4 separate regions of the Homo sapiens genome follow, and all the other regions are linked to region 1. A link is a contact called in ENCODE Hi-C or POLR2A ChIA-PET data. All regions are on one chromosome and are shown on one strand. The core of a region is the stretch at or near the end of the contact, and the rest is flanking DNA. Distances in the headings are between cores, read along the strand shown.

The links. Hi-C counts contacts between places; a loop is a spot of excess contacts on that map. ChIA-PET counts read pairs that join two places held with the same protein, here RNA polymerase II (POLR2A). Pooled maps may share reads with other maps.
Region 2: a loop to region 1 is called in a pooled map, with 2.0 times the contacts of the local background. The contact joins the promoter of C1orf122 here to the promoter of LAPTM5 in region 1. A Hi-C loop is called at or near these places in 1 of 50 pooled maps. POLR2A ChIA-PET finds 5 or more read pairs at or near these places in 2 of 52 experiments (CD8-positive, alpha-beta memory T cell and activated T-cell).
Region 3: a loop to region 1 is called in a map of CD8-positive, alpha-beta T cell, with 7 times the contacts of the local background. The contact joins the promoter of ZC3H12A here to the promoter of LAPTM5 in region 1. A Hi-C loop is called at or near these places in 2 of 168 maps with a recorded cell type or tissue (CD8-positive, alpha-beta T cell and naive thymus-derived CD4-positive, alpha-beta T cell) and 7 of 50 pooled maps.
Region 4: a pooled map shows a loop between it and region 1 (16-fold over the local background). The contact joins the promoter of STK40 here to the promoter of LAPTM5 in region 1. A Hi-C loop is called at or near these places in 1 of 37 single-sample maps with no recorded cell type and 5 of 50 pooled maps. POLR2A ChIA-PET finds 5 or more read pairs at or near these places in 1 of 52 experiments (H1).

Annotation. Positions count from the first base shown.
Region 1 is chr1:30,755,660-30,759,342 of GRCh38, forward strand. It overlaps LAPTM5 (lysosomal protein transmembrane 5), which reads right to left and starts at 2,115. Exons shown (of 8, transcript NM_006762.3): 1 at 2,000-2,115. The coding sequence starts at 2,086. RefSeq lists enhancers at 207-256, 922-1,718, 1,847-2,126, 3,195-3,264.
Region 2 is chr1:37,806,184-37,809,866 of GRCh38, forward strand. It overlaps C1orf122 (chromosome 1 open reading frame 122), which reads left to right and starts at 1,607. Exons shown (of 3, transcript NM_198446.3): 1 at 1,607-2,256; 2 at 2,348-2,549; 3 at 2,795-3,271. The coding sequence starts at 2,222. The coding sequence ends at 2,890. YRDC (yrdC N6-threonylcarbamoyltransferase domain containing) reads right to left here and starts at 2,025. Exons shown (of 5, transcript NM_024640.4): 1 at 1,609-2,025; 2 at 918-1,032; 3 at 674-793. The coding sequence starts at 1,997. It overlaps MTF1 (metal regulatory transcription factor 1), which reads right to left. Exons shown (of 11, transcript NM_005955.3): 11 at 3,391-3,683. RefSeq lists silencers at 1,675-1,934, 2,115-2,664.
Region 3 is chr1:37,472,841-37,476,523 of GRCh38, forward strand. It overlaps ZC3H12A (zinc finger CCCH-type containing 12A), which reads left to right and starts at 1,740. Exons shown (of 6, transcript NM_025079.3): 1 at 1,740-1,789; 2 at 2,619-3,099. The coding sequence starts at 2,657. It overlaps LITATS1 (lncRNA induced by TGF-beta and antagonizes TGF-beta signaling 1), which reads right to left and starts at 1,603. Exons shown (of 3, transcript NR_038842.1): 1 at 1,304-1,603. RefSeq lists silencers at 915-1,014, 1,475-1,934 and an enhancer at 2,585-2,684.
Region 4 is chr1:36,383,491-36,387,173 of GRCh38, forward strand. It overlaps STK40 (serine/threonine kinase 40), which reads right to left and starts at 2,434. Exons shown (of 11, transcript NM_001282547.2): 1 at 2,233-2,434. It overlaps LOC124904012 (a long non-coding RNA gene), which reads left to right and starts at 2,701. Exons shown (of 2, transcript XR_007065779.1): 1 at 2,701-2,837; 2 at 2,929-3,683. RefSeq lists silencers at 1,592-1,641, 1,942-2,011, 2,162-2,541 and enhancers at 2,748-3,683, 2,772-2,881, 2,912-3,281.

The DNA.
Region 1 (3,683 bases), core at 865-3,364:
TCAACAAGAAACCTTAACAGCCCCACAGTCCCGGGTTTGCAGGGCAGCCTCTGGGCCCACACAACCTGCAAATGGATTTGACTTGGCCTGCACTGAGATTTTTTTCTACCATGCATCAATCACTAGCATTGAAACATCAGAAGATGTGACACAAAAGCCTGCTCCCTATTCTCTAAACATCAGAAGAGCGGCCACCAGGGCCCACAATCCTTCGTGGCAACAACAAGCAAAAACAGAGAACAGCTGCAGGGTGGGCCAAGCAAGGGCTCCCGGGGTCACCGCAGGCCCCATCTGCCCCCTGCTGTCACTCACATGGCCTGCCCAGACCCTAGAGGCATCAGAGTTGGAGACCTCTGAGCCAGTCAACATCACCTTACCCCTGACTTTATAAAAGGGAAACTGAGGCCCAGAGAGAGGCTTGTCTGAGCCCATACAGCCAGTTAGTGGCAGGGCTGGGGTGAGGACCCAGGGACTTGCTACCTGTGAGGCGCCCCTGCATGCCACACTGTCCTTCTAAGAATGTGCATAGTCTCAGAGCTTGAAGGCCTAAAATACAGGGTACAGGGACACTCAAAGAGTGATTTGCTTCTCTCAGCTCTTGCATTGGCAGGAGCTCGGAAGGACAACCTCTGAGTTCCTCCTCCCAAAACTAGAGTCCTTGAATCTGACAACTTGACTCCAAGGATGCTGACAGCAGGTGCCATGTCTGATGCACAACGAATAATAAAGCACTCACCTGTGCGTCAGGCGTGGTTCTGCATGCTTTGTATGTATCAACTCCCTGAGCCTCACAACAAACCCTATCAGATGGGTATGATAATTCACATCCCCATTTTTTTAAATGAGAAAACTGAGGCTCAGAGAGGTTAAGTAAATTGCCCAAGGCTGCAGAGCTGGGAAGCAGGGAAGCCAGGATTTGCATGCAGGAGTCTGCATCCAGAGGCCGTGGGCTAACCACTGAACAGCATCGCCCCCCTGAAGGCTGGGCTCTTGCCACAGCTCTGCCTGCCCTGCCTGTGACAGGAAGCAGACGCAGGCAGGTCTGAGTTTGCAGCAACCCACCGCAGCATGTGGATCTAGGCTAATTTTGAGGAAGCCCTTCCAGACTCATGAGAAAACTGTTAACCACAGGCCCTGAGTCACCCCAGGAGGAAGTCGCTTGGGTCTAGGGGAGATGAGTGTGGCCAGGAGTTTGGGAGTAGGGTGGGTCTAGGCAGGACAGTACAAGGACACTGACCCTCAGCCACCCCAGGCAGAGGGGCAGCCTTGGCCCCCGGGCACTGTGACTTGCCCAAGACCACACTGTGAGTCACCAGGAAAGGAGGAACCAGTGACAGCCGTGACTTCACAAGTTGCCCAACAAGAGCTTGGGCCGGACAAGTTACCCTAATGATTAGCACAGGTCTCAAGTTCTCTTTGGTGGGCAGAAGGCCGTGGTTTGACTGAGCTGGAAGCTGAGAGGACACGGCCCCTGCCTCCCCACTGGAGGCACAAAGGGGAGATCCCCACTTCTCATCCCCTCGAGTGGCCCAGGCTCCCTCCAGGCCCCAGGGGAAGAATCGGGGCTGTGTCTGCGGCCGACCTCACATCCCGGTCAAACAATCCCAGCCCACGTTCCTCCCAAGATCCCTGCCTTCCAAAGCACTTTCACATCTGCTGTTGGCTTTGCACACAAATAACCTTCCGGCTGCTGCTGTGCCCCATCTCACAGAGGCAGAAACGGAGCCAGCCTCGGAGTGAACGTCAGTTACATTTGCCTGGAAAGTGGATTCCAGCTCCCTTACTCCTCACTCTTGCGGCATCTCCCCAGGGTACCCCCAGCCATTTGACAGAGAAGGAAACTGAGGCCCAGAGCAGGACAGGGATTTGCCCAGGGTCCCCCAGAGAGGTGGAGAGCAGGAGTTCTTTCATTTGTGGGGCTCCGTAGATGACGGGTCACCGCAGACATTCACACTCACACAAGCACGCACGCACACACACCCGGGGCCCGCACACTCACCACATGGTAGATGGCCAGGGCGGTGGTTGCGATGCGGACATTGAAGCAGCAGCAGGTCTGGCGGACAGTGGACAAGCGGGGGTCCATGGTGCTGCCGTCCCCTCCTCTGAGACACTGAAGGGGAAAGAGCCTGGTGCCTGGAGCAGGGCAGAGAAGGGGAAGCTGCTGGCTGCCCTCCTCACTTCCTTCCTGCCCCTTAGACAGGCAGGGACAAGGTCGTCACAGCTGGGGCGGGGCAGCTGGGGAGGGGGAGTGGGGACAGGGCAGCAGCCTGCCTCAGAGCACCCCACTGCCCTCTGCCATTCCCAGGAGGGGGTTCCAGAGAGGACAGACCCTAACACGGTCATCATGCCCTTCTCTGCACCAGGGCCAGGGTTCCACCGTTTCACACAGCTTGCTTACTAGAAGAACACTACCAACTTTGGAAGCCAGGACTGTTACCAAGCCCATTTCCAGATGAGGAAACAGCTGTCCAGAGAGGTCAAGGCACTTGCCCCAAATCACACAGTAGTTAGCACTGGTGGCAGAATTCAAACCCAGATCTGTCTGGCTGCAAAAATAGCTATTGTCTAGGAGGCATTTCCTGCCTCTTCCAGGCATGCTCCTGGATTCACTCCTTTCATCCTCACCTCAATCCTTTGAGAGAGGTACTATTATGATCCCCATTTTACAGATGAAGAAACTGAGGCACAGAGAGGGGGAATGATTCGTGCAAGGTCACACAGCTAGTCAATGAAGGTGCAAGGATTTTAACTGAGGCTGACTGGTGCTAGAAGCCTCCCTGGAGCTGGTGTTCTCTCCCACTTCCTCACCCTGAGCCGCAGGGAGAAGCTTGTTCTTCCTAAGCTACGAAGAGGCGTGCAGGGCTCCAGACAAGGACGGAAGAATAACCAGGAAGCAAACCCATCAACTGTGCGCCAGGCCCTGGGCTAGGCTTCTCTTCTAGGTGGGTCAATAACTCTTCACAGCAATCTGTGAGACCCGAACCTCACTTTCAGGGCCTCAAGACCCAATCCCCATACTCACACAAAATCAGGGATTGCTTTTCCCCCTTGATCTTGCAAAAAGTTGGAATTAATAAGCCACAACTCTTAGGCAAGCTACCCTGGAATCTCTACTCCCTCCTCAGATGATAAATTATCCATATTGCAATAAAGAAAGGGAATAGGAAGTACATGCAACATTTCTGGAAGAAGCCCTGCTTCATTCCACAGCTGAGCCCCTTTGCAATGCCAAGCTTCTAGTGCAGAGCAGACAGGAACTGCCATGAAGCCCTGCCCTCCCAGGAGATCATGGAGTTAGGATTGGACACTGCTGCAGCCCATCATTTCTGCCCCAGGAGAGGTTATAGAAAGTCCCTAAGCTCCTCCCACTTGGCAGGAGTTGCTCTGTTAGACCCACAAAACTTGATTGGTGGACTTGATCAATCCATTCTCCATGTGCCAATGAGACCAAGGGGACTCTGCAAGCTTTGGGCTCCTGGGAGGCCTGGCCTATCCCTTCCCAACTTCATTTTCAAGGCTGTTCCTGTTCCTTCATAAGCCTTGCTGAGGCCTGACATCATAGAAAGGTGACACAGTGCAGTGGTTAAGAACTTTGGCTCCACAGGCCCATGGCCTGGGATCTTCTGGCTGGGTAGGCAGAAAACCAAGAGAAGTCCTCCTTTGTCTAAGAGTAGCAAGAC
Region 2 (3,683 bases), core at 357-2,856, 7.1 Mb after region 1:
TGGAGGCTAAACTTCATCTTTTTTTTTTTTTTTAAGAGACAGAGTCTCGCTCTAGAGCCCTGCCTGGAGTACAGTGGCACAATCTGAGCTCACTGTAACCTCTGCCTCCCAGGTTCAAGTGATTCTCCTGCCTCAGCCTCCCAAGTAGCTGGGATTACAGGCATGCGCCACCATGTCTGGCTAATCTTTGTATTTTTTATTAGAGATGGAGTTTTGCCATGTTAGCCAGGCTGGTCTCAAACTCCTGACCTCACATGATCCACCTGCTTGGGCCTCCCAAAGTGCTGGGGTCACAGGCATGAGCCACTGCCCTTGGCCTTCTTCATCTTTCTTTACAGCACTGTCGTGAAGATTTATAGCCTAACTGTGTTCTCCAGAAACTGTTATCTCCAGAAAAACAGGAAGACATTGTTCTTATAATCTTTCCTATTATTATAAAGACTGAAGAAAAGACCAATTCTCCCCCTGGCTTTTCAGACTTTGAGATAAAATCTTTCAAATTTTTTTAATTTATATTGCCCCCCACCACCTCCCTGCCAGCTGGGCAACCTTCCCACTGTTGGCCCAAGAACTCTCATGCCTGGCCATCCCAGTGTACTATCAATGCCACTGATTCACAGAAAACAGTATGTGCGCTGGTGACATTTCCAGGGGAAGGACTGGGTAAACTCACCTCGACATTCAGAGAACTGGCCTGGGAGCTGAGGTTGGCACTAGTGAGAGCAAGCGGACCCTCAAACATCTGAGCCAAGTCTTGCATAAAAGCATGATCAGGAATCCGAATGCCTACAAGCTGTAAGGCAAGGGGAAAGGGATCATGAGAAAGGTTGGAAGGGATAAGAGGGTAAGTCTTATCTGGATCCTAGTGAAAGCCAAGTGGCCTGGAGTCTGGGGACACAAGAGAAAACTTGACTCACAGGCGTAAAAGGGTTTAGGTCCTTGTTGAGCTCCTCCGAGCGTTCCATCACCAGGGTCACTGGTCCTGGCAGTAGGTCTTTCAGGAGCCCCTCAGGTACTCTCACACGGCAGTATCTGGGAAACACAGAAGAATAAATCCATTCAAAATTGAAGGGCCACTGGTGGTCCTTTCCTAGACTCTAGGCAGACGTAGAAAAGGAATCCTTCGAGTTTACAATGGGAGCCGCCTGTCTCCCTGCTTCACCTCCCTAAGAGCTTGAGCAGAAAGCAGGGCTCCAGAGGCGCACCCCTGGCTTGACGCCCATGTGCCTCTGGTCTCAGGGACTACAACAGCTGCACCGCTGTGATATCATGATAGTGGGATCAAGCTCCACGTTTTATTTTCTTCAAGGCATTCGCTATTAAATTAAGCTACTGTGTTTGTTTGCTTTTTTCCCGGGGGCCTCCCCAATTAGCACAAATACGCCAAGGGAACAGGGTCCCTGCCTTTCTCGTGTGTTGCTGCTTCCCAGCAGCATGTAGTTCAGGGCCCGGGGCACGTTAAGTCCTCGGTACATATTTCCAGTTCCGGATTCCTTGGTGAGCCTGGACAAGCCCCTCCCGCTCTCTGCGCCTCAGTCTCCCAAGCCTGTCACCGGAAACCCCTCCCGCGGTGCCGCCCCTAGCGGGGCCGGGTCGGGGCGGCCTTACCTGTAGACGTCGGCCACGCGGCCGAGGCATACGGCCAGAGGCTTGGCCTCGCTGCGACCCTTGAGGCGGTACACAGCGCGCAGAGCCGCCGAGCAGCTCGCCGCGCAGGCCAGGCCGTACAGCGTATCGGTGGGGACGGCCACCACGGCGCCGGCGCGCAGCTCGGCCACGGCGGCCCGCAGCGCCTCGGTCCAGCCGGCGCGCTCCGGGCTCGCGGCCTGCACGGCCCCGCTCCCCGGGAGCCGCAACAGCCGGGCGCCGGGGGCCGCCGGAGCGGGACTCGGCGGGCGGAAGAGGCGACCGCTCCGGGAGCCAGCAGGCCCCTCGCTCAACCCCACGCTGGCAGCCACCGCGGCCCTCATCCCCCTGCACCGACGCGCCGGAGACATCCGCCCAGGCCCGCTTCCGGGAGGAAGTGACGCTCCCAGCCAGCTTCCGGTCCAGGAGACTCGGCCCCGCCTCTGCGCCGGGCAGCTTAAAGGGACCACGACCCCCAGGAGGATTGAAGGAGACCGGTGGGGACGGGGCGGGGCGCAGCCTTGCGAAGCCCTAACGCAGCGCTGGGGAGGGGGGCGGCCGAAAGGGGGGCGGTGGTCGGGCCGCGCAAGCGGAGATGGAATGGGGCCCGGGCTCAGACTGGTCACGGGGGTGAGAGGGGGCCCGTCGGGGCGGGAGGAAGGGGCTTGGCCCCGCGCAAGCGCCGGCCCTGACCGTCTGTCTCTCGCTCTCTCCCGGGCAGGGAGGCTGCCGGCGTGGACCGCGGGAAGGCGGGGCTGGGGCTCGGCGGGAGGCCACCCCCACAGCCGCCCCGGGAGGAGCGCGCCCAGCAGCTGCTGGACGCGGTGGAGCAGCGGCAGCGGCAGCTCCTGGACACCATCGCAGCCTGCGAGGAGATGTTACGGCAGCTGGGCCGCCGGCGCCCGGAGCCGGCTGGTGGCGGGGTTAGTGCCCACCCTGGGCTGGGCTGGGGTGGGGTGGGGTCTGCCCACTGGCTAGGCTGGCCAAGCCCTAGCTTACCCTGGAGGGGGGAAGTATGTCTCCGCCGCTTTATCCCTAACCTCCTTTGATCTGGTGAGAGGTTTCGAAAAAGTTAATACTATCCAAATGCCAAATGGCCACATCCTTGTGGGGCCTAATCCAAGGCCTTGCCTCCCAGCCTCACTTTTTTCCTTTCTGTTCCAACTAGAACGTCTCAGCCAAACCTGGAGCGCCCCCCCAGCCGGCTGTCTCCGCCAGAGGCGGCTTTCCAAAGGATGCTGGCGATGGAGCTGCGGAGCCCTGACCATCCCCGAGCAGAATACCCTGACTTCTCTCCCTCCCCAGGGCCGGTGGCTGGACTCTGAACAACTCCCTTCAGTAAAGGGGCCAGTCTTCACTGGCAGTGGCTGGTACTTGGCTCTCAGCCTGGAGTGGCAGCTCTGCTAGCAGCTGGGTTCACTCCCACTTCATCCTGGCTGAAAGCAGTGCTGTGCTTTGAAATGCAGCCAATGAATACCCAGTCTGATTACCCAGATTTGGGCAGACCAGCAGTGCTCGCCAGAGTGGTCTGGCCTGCTATGGGGGATCCAGGTGGTGTTACATGTCCATTTCATGTTTTGGGGGCTTTTAGCCCCACAAAACACCTTCAGTAGAGCCTTGATTAAAAGGAAACCTGCAGACTCTCCTGGTGACCGACGTTTCCTTTCTGTCCCCTCTCCAAGACTGATGGCTGGGAAGGGGGGAGTGGTGGAAAAATGTCAACTATGGGCAGGGTTGGTAAGAAATGCCACAGATACTACCAGATTTAAATAAGCATTTAATTAGGATTTCATTAGTATTTAATATTGCTTTTTCAATTCCAAAAAGTTAAATTTTCACTTTTTAGCAGATATTTTAAAGTACAATATTAAGTTTATACAAAATGAGCAATTAAGCAAACACCATTATTTCACATTCTTCAAAAATACAAATTCATATTTATTCTTTTTTGGGTTTGGAGGTTTCTTCCTTTGGAAGTACTGAACCTGTAACGTTTTCACATCGCTCAGTGGAAGTCCGTTGTTCCCATGTTTCACACTTACTTTTACATAATCCAA
Region 3 (3,683 bases), core at 490-2,989, 6.7 Mb after region 1:
ATTAAGATACATACAAGAATATCCAAAGCACAGTCTTTGTAATAGAAAAAAAATCCTAGAAACAACATCCAACAGCAGGTGACTGAATAAGTAACCAGTGGTATATTCATAAAATGGGACACTATTCAGTAGTAAAATAAATTACAGGTATGCAGGCAATCAAAATGGATTTTTAAAAATATAATGCTGTATGAAAAAGGAAGTCACATAATTATGGAATGACTCCGTTTACACAAAGTAAAAAATAGCAAAACTATACAATATCCCACTTAGGGATGCATACAGAGGTGGTAAAACTACAAGAAAAAGCAAGAGAATGACTAGCACAATTAAAGTTCAGGAAACTAGTTCTTCAGGATGTGGGCAGGAGGCTGTGATGGGGGCACCCAGAGGGCCTCAAGGTACTGGCACTGGTCTATTTTTTAAGTTAGGTGATGGATACATGGCTTTTTTATTATTACTATTATTCTTTAAGCTGTACATGTACAGTTGTGTCTATGGTGTCTTTTACAATAAACAAGTATTTATTATAACACTAGCACTTATAGGATACATGCCTATGATGAGGTAGAGAGAATGTAACAAAGGACTGGCACATAGTAAGCACTGGTGGCATGTGGCTCTGTCCTCCAGCGTGTGGGCTCTGTGTTTTCTCTCTCTCTCTCTCACTCACACACACGCACGCACACACACACACACACATAGGAAGCCAGGCTCCCCTCTGCCCTCAGTCACTCGTGGTTCACAAAAATGGCAAATAATAGGAGCACTAGAATAGGAGCTCTCCATCCTGGTTCGAGTCTTTCCAGCTGGGGCAGTTTAGCCTTTGCAGAATTTCTCAAGGGTAACATCAGCATAATGACCTCTGTCTGTAAGCCCGTGAGTGTAAGCCTGTAAAGTGCTGTGCTCATGCGAGGGATCAGGTCTGACCTGGGAAACTAAAAGCATCTTCATGGAGCAAGGGTGCTCCTCCAGTGGGGGCGCTCAGTGAGTTCTGCGGTATGGGTGACAGTATTCTTGTGTGGACAGTATTCATGTGGTGATTGGGGTAAATGGCCCTCTTTTGCCTGGTTTTCTGCCTCGGTCATTGTGCATCTGCTGACTGAACCTGCCTTTTGGTCCTAGTAAAGTACAGATTTCAGGAAAAGTGTACCTGGCCCCGGGGGTGGCCAACCTCTGTGTGACGGCTTTAAGCACAGTGTGTCTTGAGGGGGCCTGACTCCATCTGAAAAGTGCCTGTCTGGATGTACCTGTCTATAACCATGGACCTGCCTCCAAGGTGCGTGGACCAACCTCCGCGTACCTGATTCACTCGATGCGCACCTGGCCGTACGTAGCTTCATCAGGCAGGGTGTACCTGTCAAGTTCTTAGGTCCGAGTGTTCGCGGCTTTACCTGTCCTGGTACCGCCGTCCGCACCTCGGTCAGTGCGTCCCCGGCAGGTGCGTGTACCTGATTCAGTCCGTGCTTATCTTGCGCATACGGGCCGTTCAGTGTCCCGCTCGGAGCTCGTCGCCGCCGCAGCCTTGAGGCTCCGACCCCCGCTTGGGCCCCGTCCGGCGCGCAGCGGCCGCGGGGGCGGGGCCGCGACGCGAGGAGCGGAGCAGGAAGGGGCGAGGCAGCCCCGCCCCCGGGGCGGTCTCCCGGGACGGCCCCGCCCCTTGCCCGCTTCCGCGTCAGTGCCTCACCACCACCTGCCCGCGCGCCGCCCCATATAAAGGCGCCGCCGTCCTTACCCCCAGGACTCGGCCCCATGGAGACGCCGCCGGCCGCCGCTGGCGCATGGCGGGGTGAGGCGCGGCGGGGAGGGTGCGGGCCTCGGCGGGGAAGCGGCAGGGAGCGCTCCGGCGGGGTCCGAGCCGAGCCGAGGGGAGGGGACGGGAGGGGACGGGAGGGGTGGAGAGGGGAGGGGACGGAAGGGTCGGGGTCCTGTTCCCCGGCCCGCCGGGCCTCAGGACCCCTCCAACTTTGCCCAAGTTGGGAGAGCCGGGGAAGAGCACCAGGTTCCTGATCGGGATCGCGGGCCGAGCAAGCGCGGGTCTCGGGCCGGGACAGCCTCGGCGTCACCAGCTCCCGGCAGCCAACCAAAGTTTTCCAGCAACTTTTCTCCCCACGGGTCACCCCAGAAACTTGCCCTCCCCGGCTCCGGGAGTCCGGCCATGGGCCTTGCGCTGCCTGGGCCTGAGCTCTGAGTGCCGGACGGGTGGGCGAAAGTGGTGGCCTCAGTGGGGAAGCCTTGGGCCCCGCAACGCACTTCCAGCCCCAGGATTCCATCTGAGAGCCCCGTCCCTGCCTTCTGGGTCCCCTGGGTTGGCGTGGGGGTTCGAGGCTTTACAGCTGGGGTAGTTCCAGTCTTAGTTCAGACTAAGTTCCGATCTTCGAGCCACCAGCTAACAGCTGGATGACCTTGAGCACGTTTTTAATGTCTGTGCCTCAGTTTCTCCCTTTATAGAATGGGAATGGGAATGCCTAGCTGGGAGAGCTTTTGAGAGGACAACCTGAACTAATAACACGATGCAGTGTGTAGTGCCACCAATCCCTCATCCTGCTGGATGTGGTTTTGGGAGGGAGGTTAGGAGAGAGCGCTATTCACCGTCCCTAACCCTGTTGGTTGTTCAGTAGGAGCTGTGGCGCGGGGCCTTCCAGGAGTCTGAGCTATGAGTGGCCCCTGTGGAGAGAAGCCTGTCCTGGAAGCCAGCCCCACCATGAGTCTGTGGGAATTTGAGGACAGCCACAGCCGTCAGGGCACCCCAAGGCCGGGTCAAGAGCTGGCCGCTGAGGAGGCCTCGGCCCTGGAACTGCAGATGAAGGTGGACTTCTTCCGGAAGCTGGGCTATTCATCCACGGAGATCCACAGCGTCCTGCAGAAGCTGGGCGTCCAGGCAGACACCAACACGGTGCTGGGTGAGCTGGTGAAACACGGGACAGCCACCGAGCGGGAGCGCCAGACCTCACCGGACCCCTGCCCTCAGCTCCCTCTAGTCCCGCGGGGTGGTGGCACCCCTAAGGCTCCCAACCTGGAGCCTCCACTCCCAGAAGAGGAAAAGGAGGGCAGCGACCTGAGACCAGTGGTCATCGATGGGAGCAACGTGGCCATGAGGTAAGTGTCACTTCTGTGGCCAGGACACATGAGGTTCGCATCTCTCCTGTGGCCAGGACACATGGAAGGATGACTGTCTCTGCAGCTCTGGTGGGCTGGAAGAAGTGACTTCCTTCTTAGGGACTGGTCTAGAGGGAGGGAAAGCCTTTTATGAGGCTAGGGTCGCGCTACTGGTAAGTGACAGAGGCAGGGTTCCAGCCCAGGTCCCTCTGTCCGCAGAGCTTACCTTATGCTGTGGGTCCCTCCCTGAGGCCAGCACTGTGTCTCCACTCCTCTCCTGTAATGTGAGGCAGGGCTGTAAAGGGGACCAGCCCGTGGGCAGCTGCTCACTCACCCCTCGGAACCTGATCTCAGGTGGGTGTTGTGAGGAGGGAGTGTGCGGATCCCGGAGAGGAGCAAGCGTTCAGGAACCATAGTAGTGGTAGTAGGCAGTGGTAGTAGCAGTTGTTGTTGTTATTTCAGGGGCTGGGCTTCTGAGGCCTTCTTGTCTCAGACCTGGGCTCCCACGAAAACAGGTCCAGTGACTGTGTCCAAGAGTGACCTCAAGGCTGGGTCCAGCTTTACATGGGTTGTGGGCAGGTGGC
Region 4 (3,683 bases), core at 1,184-3,683, 5.6 Mb after region 1:
TCAGCAAAGATCCATCGCCCCAGCACCAACTCTCCTCTCTCAGAAGCCTAGGTTTGTCTCCGAAGAGTTCTCCAGCCCTTCAGTCGCTCCTGTCCTCCTCCTTCCCTCCTCTACTGGGACTCCAGTGAAATCTTTCTAAAATATGTAACCAATCATGTCATTCCTCTGCTTCAGACCTTTTCACTTGCTCCCGGCTGCCCTGGGCATGATATCTCAAATTGCTAATATGGCATTCTTTCATGAACCTATACTGCTTCACTTGCACCATATCAACTTCCATACCACTAGATTGAACAATCTGAGATTTCTGGAATAAACTATGAGTTTATTTGTCTATCTCGCTCTCAAAGTATTCATTCTCACCTGGCTAAGCCTCCCCTCCTCTCCTTTTAGACTCAGCTCCAGCATCACTTCTGCCAAGCCTTTTCATGGCACACTCCCGTCCCCACCCCACCCCCAAGGCTGAGCTCACAGCTTTCTCCCTTTCTCCACTGGGCTCCCACAGTACTCTCTTGCTGCTGCTATTAGCTTCTTCTTCTTCTTTTTTTTTTTTTTTTGAGACAGAGTCTCACTCTGTTACTCAGGCTGGAGTGCACTGGCTTGATCTCGGCTCACTGCAACCTCTGCCTCATAGGTTCAAGCAATTCTCCTGCCTCAGCCTCCCGAGTAGCTGGGATTACAGGCCTGTGCCACCATGCCCAGCTAATTTTTCTATTTTCAGTAGAGATGGGGTTTCACCATGTTAGCCAGGCTGGTCTCGAACTCCTGACCTCAGGTGATCCGCCCGCCTCGGCTTCCCAAAGTGTTGGGATTACAGGCATGAGCCACGGCGCCCAGCCACTACTAGCTTCTTTAGACCACATTTCAACCATTTGTTTACAGGTCAATTTCCCTTAATTAGACTGTATGCTCCTTGAAATAAAAATAGATAACATTTATTGAATTCTTATTACGTGGCAAACATGGTTGTATGTTTTACATGTTAACTTTTTACTCTTCATAATATCTCTCTCTGTTATCATCCTTGTTTTATAGACGAAGACACTGAGGCACAGGGAGACTAAGCAATGTGCCCAGGTACACACAGCTGGAAAGTTGCTGAGCCAGAATTTGAACTCAGGAAGTCTGGCTCCAAAGCCTACTCTTAACCACTATGCTGTCTAGCACTTGCCTCTAGGCAAGGACTCTTGTTGTGGTCATGTGAGAAATGAATGAATGAATGAATGAGGACTGTCTAGATTAACCCAACCAACAACTTGCACAGCACGGCCATTAGGAAGCACTAAAGGAGCTCACAGGCACTGTTTACAAACAAGATTATTTTGGCCCTACAATTACACATTCTGCTCTTCCTTATCTCACGCAAAACTACTCAAAGAGGGAAAGGCGCCCAGCCCAGTATGCCTACCCTCTTCCCCACTGGTTCTCAAAACCAAAGCAAAGCCAACCGGTTTCCTCCAGTGACTTAAAACAGAGCAAAGTCTATCCTGCCACACAGAGGGCGGCTGTCATCTCTTCCTTCCGCTAACAAAAGGGCTTCAAACCTGGGGATTGGGGTGGGCAGAAAACTCGGCATCAGGAATCCGAATGTCCCTACCTAACTGGCTGGAAGGCGGGGCCAAGTGGCGTGGGAATGGGCGGGCCTGACCGGCTCGGCAGGTGAAACACTGACCACAGCAAGCTCTCCTTGGAAAAGGCCGGCCAAACGTGGCCTTGGCAAGCAGGTAGCTGTGACTCGTACCTGAACGCCGCCCGGGATATGAAAATTCCCCAGCAGCGGTAGCGCCCGTGCCAGAGTGAGGGCTCTTGGAGGAAGCCCTGGCTGGCCCTCCCTGGGGACTCGTTCTAACTATCAAGTCACCCTCGGGATTAGGAGGGAAACACGGAGAGGCAGAAGGTGTCTTTTTGGAAAGATCTGGCTGGATTCACACGCCGGTTGCTTCACTCACTGGCTGGGTGACTCTAGGCAAAGCTGGCAGTGCCCACTTCCCAGAGCTGCGGCGGGGACTGAAGCTCCCGCGGCCTCCCGGTACCCGGCGCGAGGCAGCCCTCGCCCCTGCCGCCGGGGAAGGGCAGAGCCCCAGCGGAGGAGGGGGCATTCGCCGGGGCCATTTCTGCTGCACTCAGATGGCTTCAGGCTGTCACTCCGATTCCACCGCCGCGGCCGCCGGGGCCCGCCCCGCCTACCCGCAACCCCCACCCGGCTCCCCGCTCCTGGACCCCTGCCCTCACCTTCGCCGGGTGGTCAGAGCTATTCGCCCATAGTCCGTAGCCCAGAGCCGGGGCTGCTCGGCTCTCCCTCCCGGGGGGCCGGGGCCGGGCTGGAGGCGTGCGAGCCTCTCACCGCCGCCTCCCAGCGCAGCCACCCGAGCCGCCGCCGCCGCCGCCGCCGCCTCCCTCCATGGCTGCGGCGCCGCCACCTGACAACGGAAGTGACGCACCGCCCCCCTCCTCCCCAGCCTTAGCCGCGGCCCCGCCCCCCCGGGCCCCGCCCTCCGCCTGCGTCTCCAGCCCCACGGCTTTCGGATTGGGGCGCCATCTTGACGATGGGCGGAAGACTTCAGGCAAGAGGCCAGAGTCCGATTGAGGATTGGTTCAGGGTGGGGTCTGGGCGAAACCTGTTACACGATTGGAGGCCGAGGCTCTAATGGGGCGGTACTTACTGCTGATCTATATCTGCGGCGAGGCTGGGACGGAGGCACCGCCCCGCCCGACCCCACAGAACCTCGCGGGCCCTACACTCCCCCTGCCGAGGTTGAAGTCCCCAGCGGTTGGAAGATCGGCCAATTGTAGTGTATTTATCAGAAAAGTGACTCATCCTTGATCCTCATTTCCCGGTTTGTGGAACTCTGTGAGGAAAGCCCTGCAGTTAGGCTCAATAAAAGACAGAAATTCCTGTCGCAGCGCTCATAATTCATTTCCCTCTAGGTCTGTCGCCTTTGTAGAAACCCCGAGGATGGCAACCTTCAACCTGGAGATCCCTGAAGCCTTGACCAGGGAGGTTTACAGTGAAGCGTTCCTATTAGCGACTACAGCTATCTAACCTCAGTTCCTCCTGCTGCAGTTTCGGTCCCTTTCTCCTCCTCCTCCAGCAACCACGCCCTCCATGAATCAGCTTCTTGCACCAGCAGATGAGCCCTTTAAAGGGATTGCATCAGGCAAGTGACTCACTGGGGCCCTCTAAGAGCCTGGCTTCCCTCCCTTGGCATGCAGAAGCAGCTAGAAGGGCTCAGTGGCAGCAGCACCAGCGGCCGTAGCCCCACTCCCTTGTCCCAGAGGTGTGAGTCAGGGTGTTTGCTGCTTATGATGTCTAACTCTTGGCTGTCTTTCCAGCTGTCCCCTGGGTCACTCTATATCCATGTGTGGGCACACGTGTCTAAGCTTGTGTGCACTGCTGGGTTTTCCTAGGGTGTGTGGCCACTTGTGTGTATGTGCATTTGTCATCTCCACATAGGCAGTGCCAGGACACAAGAGCTGATATGAGTGAAGTCTGGCTGCCTCTACCTGTGTCCTTTGTCTCTGAATGCCTGGTGCCCACTGAGCTGCTGATAGGGCTGACTAACAAGAGTAATCAGGACAGCTCCCACCGTTGTGCCACACTCTGCATGGAGCACTTGAGACAGTATTAGGTAGGAGGCTGTTTACAGCTGAGGAAGCCAGTGCTCAGAGAAGGAAATTAATGT